2 separate regions of the Homo sapiens genome follow, and region 2 is linked to region 1. The links are chromatin contacts, found by Hi-C or POLR2A ChIA-PET in ENCODE. All regions are on one chromosome and are shown on one strand. Each heading gives the region's core, a stretch centred on a gene start or an enhancer-like site at or near the end of the contact. The rest is flanking DNA. Distances are from core to core; before and after follow the strand shown. Region 1 has its middle 16 kb from the start of GYG1. Region 2 holds the start of TM4SF4 (transmembrane 4 L six family member 4).

The links. Hi-C counts contacts between places; a loop is a spot of excess contacts on that map. ChIA-PET counts read pairs that join two places held with the same protein, here RNA polymerase II (POLR2A). Pooled maps may share reads with other maps.
Region 2: a pooled map shows a loop between it and region 1 (3-fold over the local background). The contact joins the promoter of TM4SF4 here to the enhancer-like site in region 1. A Hi-C loop is called at or near these places in 2 of 168 maps with a recorded cell type or tissue (aorta and ovary), 1 of 37 single-sample maps with no recorded cell type and 7 of 50 pooled maps. POLR2A ChIA-PET finds 5 or more read pairs at or near these places in 1 of 52 experiments (activated CD4-positive, alpha-beta T cell).

What each region holds. Positions count from the first base shown.
Region 1 is chr3:148,973,697-148,977,117 of GRCh38, reverse strand. No RefSeq gene overlaps it. Among named protein-coding and RNA genes, the nearest start is that of GYG1, 16 kb to the left of the region's middle. Within about 2 kb of position 1,647, at least 10 of the 41 ENCODE cell types and tissues checked have a DNase peak (open chromatin) inside an H3K27ac peak, as active enhancers do; they include ovary, where a contact is called at or near this core.
Region 2 is chr3:149,472,798-149,476,218 of GRCh38, reverse strand. It overlaps TM4SF4 (transmembrane 4 L six family member 4), which reads right to left and starts at 1,522. Exons shown (of 5, transcript NM_004617.4): 1 at 1,168-1,522; 2 at 307-396. The coding sequence starts at 1,341.

The sequences.
Region 1 (3,421 bases), core at 398-2,897:
AAAAAGAAATGAGCTATCAAGTCACGAGAAGACATGGAGGAAACTTAAATTCATATTACTACATGAAAGAAGCCAATCTGAAAAGGGTACATACTGGATGATTTCAACTATACGACATTCTGGAAAGGGCAAACTATGGAGACAGCAAAAAGATCAGTAATTGCTAGGGTTAGGGGGAAAGAGGAATGAATAGGCAGAACACAAAGATTTTTAGGATGATAAAACTATTCTGCATGATATTATAATGGTGAATATATGTCATGATACATGTCAAAACTCACAGAATGTACAACATCAAGAGTGAAACCTGACGTGATCTATAGACTTTGGGTGATAACGATGTGCCAATCAGTGTAGGTTCGTCAACTAAAACAAATGTACCAGTCTGGTGAGGGAAGCTGATAGTGGGAGAGGCTATGTTTAAGTGGGAACACAAGGTATAATGGGAACTATAAAGTATTATAAAGTATAATACTTTGCATTTAGCTTTGCTGTGAACCTAAAAGTGCTCCAAAAAATAAAGTTTATCAGTAAAAAAGCAAAGTATCACATAACAAGATGTATAGGACGTTGTGATTTGCATGAAAAAAGAGGGGTAAAGGGATTTTATGTGTACATTTTTCTTATGCATGAAATTATTACTTGTGAGGAGTAGGACAAGGGTGGGAGGAAGATTTTTTCACCATAGACCTTTTTATACTTATTCTTAATTGATTAAAATATTATCTATTCAAGAATTAAATAATTCAAAAGTACATCAAAATGGCCTGTCCCATCCCTTTCTTATAGTCCGTTATAAAGCCCATTTCTCTACTGAAATACTGCCCCAAATAACTCTTTTCATATTTTTTTAAAACTAAGACAATCACACAATAGTTTATCGATTTTAACCCTGAAAGTTTGGATCCAATTTTCCATCTTCTAGAAACCAATAAAAGTATAAGGAAAATGTTCTAAAACCTCCAAAGAAGAAAAATCAAATCCTAAAAGGCTATAGATTCGTATGCTAACCTCTGTCTTCCAGTTTTGTCCTTATTTAAAACTTCACCTTAAACGTCATTCATCAGTCTTGATTAATTCTCTGATTCTCTTGATTATTTAACTTTTAATCCTCCCATCCAGAAGATTCTGCAGGCAGGGAACACATCGTGCTGTCTGTATCGGGTGTGTCAGAAACAGCCAGCGCACATACAGCTGTCCTTACCAGCTGAGCAGAGTCTCTGGAAACTACTAGCAGCAAGGCCTCTGGCTCTCTGAAGTATTTTTCTCCTGACCTCAAAAAGCAGCCAAACACCTTTTCGAGACAAATGCTGTTTCTTTCCAAAATCAATTTGTCCAGGTGGTCTGTTAGATAGATTGTCAGAAGTGCTATCTTTGATAAAAGGGGGTGCTTCCGTATGTCCCAAGGATGTTAAGTACCTTTCTTATAGATATTCCCTGTGAGTTTCACATACAGTGGTCTCACAGTTTCTTGGTGAATCCAATGCTAGGCTAACATACCAGACGTTTAAATGAGTACCATTTCAGGGCCCATGGCCGGGAAGTTCTGTCTCACTCCCTGTGGTAGAACTCACTTGCTTCCAGAAAGTGCTGCCCTCGGCTGACACCAACAGAACTTGCCAAAGAGTTCACATGCTGATTTTTTGATAGGCCCAATAAGGTTAGATACTGTCACTGCTCCTAAGCTTTTGGCCAGGCCGAAAGCTAGGTAGTGCTTAACAGTGGCCAAGCTGTTTTGGCTGCAGCGCCCCGTTTGGCAATAGAATGGTGTAGTATCAAATTCTGGTGACAGCTTTCAGCTCTGTAGTATTCAAGGAAGATCCTGAGCTGCAGAAGGGGTTTTCCTGATGCAAACTGGCAGGAAAAAATCTTTGGCTCAAGGTTAGCCTATGCTATATAGAGTTAGTCTGTTCACAAGCTCTGAAACTTTTGATTGCAAATCTGTTTCTAGAATATAGATATTAACAGACCGTGATTCCTAAATACTTGCCGATGGAGATTAACATGGTGAATACTTCAGTAACTTTTTAAATCTGTTTAAACCCAAATACAAAATTATCTCGATAATTTGACAGAAAGAAACATGAAATATTTTTGGAACTGAGCATATATCTTACTATCACAAGAAACTCCAAAAGTAAAGAACTTGCCAGTTCATCAGAACCAAAAGTGAAAGCAATCAGAAGCATGTATCAAGTAACACAAAGCAGAAGTGAGGAAATATTTTACAACTCAAAGACCATATTGATCTGTGTGTAATAATAAAAAGGCACTTGTTCTCACCTTACTTTTATTTTATTTCATATTTTATTTATTTATTTTTTTGAGACTGAGTCTCCCTCTATTGCCCAGGCTGGAGTGCAGTGGCGTGATCTCAGCTCACTGCAACCTCCGCCTCCCTGGTCCAAGTGATTGTCGTGCCTCGGCCTTCCGAGTAGCTGGGATTACAGGCGCCCGCCACCACGCCTGGCTATTTTTTTAATTTTTAGTAGAGACGGAGTTTCACCATGTTGGCCAGGTGGTCTCGAACTCCTGACCTCAAGTGATCCGCCCACCTCGGCCTCCCAAAGTGCTGGGACTATCACCTTATTTTTAAAAAAATGCTCTCTCTCTCTCTCTCTGTCCCTCTCTCTCTCTCTCTCTCTCTCTCTCTCTCTCTCTCTCTCTCTCTCTCTCTATATATATATATATATATATATATATATATATATATATATAAACTTTAAATACCCCTTTAAAAGTTAAGAACAAGCACTGAGTAAATTTCCACTTCTACATTAACACCTCTTCAATTTATGAATGGCCACAACAGCACTAGCTATTCATGGTTCCAAGAATTCGGTGTTACTATAATAGCTCTGTGCACAAAATAGTGAGGCCTCAATCAATGTGTTTTCTAAAAACATGTTGCTTTATTAAGAAGTTTGTTCTCAAAAATCTTCAGTAATCATTTCAAGCAAAACTATGTGTACTTATATATTATGGAAATAACTCTGGACATGGAGTCTATTTACTGGCTCATAAAAGACATATTCACATGGAAAGTAAAGTTTCTTAACCTCTCAGTTTCAACATATTTGTGTGCAAAATGAAGCTAATAATATCTCCTGCACAGGACTGTTGGAAAGATTAAATGAAACTATACATGTAATACCTATTCTTTACTGTGCCTGATACTAATTAGCTCTCAAAATTAATATCTCTTCTCTTTCAACCAGAACTTATTTTTCTCTTTAATTGTAGGGGAAATTTTTTTATTCTTTGTAAAAGGAATTTCAGGTAGATGAAGATATTTCAGGAGTTTAGGATATTCCAATAAATCATTAAGCCTTTATTCAGATGACCCTTTCCTGGTACCAAGAGTAAGTAGTAGAATCTATTCCGGGAGCTGCTTGAGAATTACTGGGAGTGAAGCAACACA
Region 2 (3,421 bases), core at 273-2,772, 500 kb before region 1:
AGCTTCATCTCTGCCTTCCAGGCTTGCATTCTGTATATGGGACCCCTCTGAATCTCCAGTTCTGACATCCCTGTCGGTTTGTAAAATCTAATACAATATTCATACCCTATAAGTATGAGGGCTATGGTATTTTGGAAAATTATTATTATTTCACACTGGCAGGAAAAATCACAGTTTTATCCCTTCACCAGCTGCTCCCAGAGTCCTGGCTGGAGCTGATAACTTGTCTCCATCCCCATGCTGCCCAGCACAAAAGCACAGAGCACCCTGGAGTAATTCTAGTAGCTGCCCCCCATGGTAACTCACCGCAAATCGCTTCCCACAGCCCTCGTTGCCGCAGCACCCACAGCAGTCATTGTTCTTCAGGCCCAAGAACACCAGCGCAGGGAAGATCATCTACCAGGAGAAGAGGCACCTCAGAGAGAGTCCAGGAGTTGAAGGGAGGGCCCGAGCCTGCCTGACTGTATAAGGAGCCCCATCCACAATGAGGGATTTGGAGGCCCAAAGGGAATGGCAAAGTAACAGAGCATGGCTGGAGGGGTAATGGAGTGTTATGGAGTACTTAGATTCCATTTGGGCTGACTAACCAGCTTCAATGAGGCAAGATTTCAAAATCTGAGTTTCCATTTAGATGGTGTGTTAGAAAAAAGAATAACAAACTTTTCCTCAATTGTCATGAAGAGTGAGTCTCTCTCCCTTTCACTCTCTCAAACGGAGGTTCCCAATTCTATTGGAAACCAGAGGTAAAGAAATCATTAGGTCCTAAGTGGAAGACGACCACACTGACAACAGCTTCTCATGGTGGTTTTAAGTCAATTTGCTTTTCTAGTGGGTTTGCATCGTGGGTTTGTTGTTGTTATTGTTTTGGGCACTATCTTGTTGGAATCAAGAAACTATGCGACCTTCACTTCGGTTCATGGGACTCAAATGACCCATGAGAACTGTCAGCCCAAGCTTAGAGATTAATTACTTAGTAAATTTAGCTGACGTGTCCTTGTCAGATCCTAACAGAAACGAGAAAAAAATTAAGGCATTGACCTCTCACCATGCAATGCTTGAGCTTCTATTACCAACTAAATATCTCCCTGTTCAATAAGTACCTGATTTAAAAAGGATTGTGGGGAAGGGAAAATCTCCCTTAGGGGGATTTTAAGCTTCCCTACTCACCAAGACACCGCTTCCTAATATTCCTCCGAAAAACCAGATCTCTTGGGAAAGGTGGTCGTTGTCATCTATCACTTTTCCTCCAGGAAAAAATAACAGGATGTTAGCCAGGAAGCCAAAAAAAGCAAGGGGAATGAGGGTCCCCCCCAGGCATCTGGCACAGCCCCCAGTGCACATTCTGGGGTGGTACGACACAGGTCAGCAATCAAAAGCTCCTCACTGCCTCCTTCACGGGGCCTCTTCAAGGGTTTTTGGCCAGAGAGTCCTTGTAATTGTCTCCAATTCAATCAGTATTTTGGGGCTGAGAACCAAATTTCTGTGAACTGTGTCCTTGGAGTTGCTTCAGCTTCTCAAAAATAGCAGAACCTCGATGGCAATGGACATTTATACATTCTCCCTGACCTGAAGTGCTTTGTTTTTTGCACCCCCATAAATGAGATTACGTTCAGAGCAATCATTCAATCGTTTTGCCATGGAGACCAATAACCTCTGTTAATAATCCACCAGCACAGACAAGACACTCACATTGTTGCAATCGAAGACAGGGCTGGAACAAACAGCATTTAGAACCACTGCACCTTTAATCTGACAGTGCCCATGCCCAAATAAAGAAATATTTTCTCCAGACTCTTTATAAATCACTAATATAATTGAGTTACATCCTGGTTAAAATCATGTCTCCCAAGTACTTAATGGTGTACAGTGCGTGTCTTTGTCTTTTCCACTGAAAGCCTGGAATTCAGGGTTATCCAAAAGAGCTTCTGTTTTCCTCAATATCAAAATAATTTGATGGTCTAGTTGTGTATCATTGAGCTCAGACTTAAAAGAATTGTTTAAGGCAAAAAGCTACTGTTCATTTTATTGTCTGATTGCTGTGTTTCTCTACTTGTTACGCAATTAAGTAATTAAGTTCTATCTTTTCCCTACACGATGTGATGGAATTAGCAAAAACAGTTTTCCTAATCAACTTTCTCAGCTATGTCTTCCATATAGGAATAAAGAAACCATCATCCACTAAGGCTAAGGGGAAAGGAAGGTCAGCATTGGTAGAGAGGGAGAGAAAAGGTCCTGATGAGTTGACTGGGGAGAAGACACAGTTGGAAGAGCAGTTATAGAGTGCAGGAGGCAGTAAAACACACCCCTATTAGAAAGTTTGCCAACTGCCAGGGGCATGATTCATTCATTTGCTTTGTGTCACTTAAGAAGTTCTCTGCCACGCCTGGACCAAGCTCTACATTATGCGATGGCCCTGCCTGGTACTGGTATTACATAACAGCTGAAGGATTAAGAGGTGGAACTGGAAGTCTTACTAGTTCTTCATTGAGAATCTAGAGGTTAAAATAGGTCGAATATTTTAGGGAGTCAAATTTTAGCTAAATAAAAAGCAAGTGACATTATTACCATGGTAAGACCTGTCCTACCGTGGAATAGGCCACCTGCTCACAAGGAAGCCATGGACTGGGCTTTGCCAAGGCTCAGAGGCCCTTGGAAAGGGAAGCTGTGGGAAGGATTCCAGAAAAGTCAGACTGGAAAAATGTTGAGGCTCCTTCTAAAATTTCTAAGAAATGAGTACTGGTTGCTTTATAAAGATACTTAGAAATCTCAGGGTCAGGATGAGAAAGAAAGCAGAAAAACAGCAAATGTTTATTGAGCCATGCATAATACTCCAAGCACGAATGAGCACCTTAAATGTTCTTCACCCTTCTGTGAAGAAGGTGTCATGCCCCCTTCACAAGTGGGGATGCTTCTGCTCAAAGTGATTTTTGCAAGCTCATCTCAGCATAAGAAGAAGAGCTAAGATTTTATTTTTTATTTATACATACTATTTTACACATTTATGGGGTACGTGTGATATTTTACATGTGTAGAATATGTAGTGATTAAGCCAGGGTATTTGGGGGTATCCATCACTGAATATTGATCATTTCTATGTGCTGGGAACAATTTAAGTCCTCTCTTCTAGCTACTTTGCAATCTATAATACATTATCACTAACCATGGTCACTTTACTGTAATGTCAAACAACAGAGGTTATCCCTTTGGCTAACTGTATGTTCATACCCATTAGCCTACCTCCTCTCCAGCTCTGTGTTGCCAAAACCCAGGCTATGTTCTCTCTCATAGATTTTCCTTTTTGAAAACAAACAAACAACAAAACATCATCTTTTAAATATAAACAATAGAATGACACTGTGTGTGAGGTATATGCACACAGTAGGAGACCCTTCTGAACACAACAACAAACTGTGATTTTATT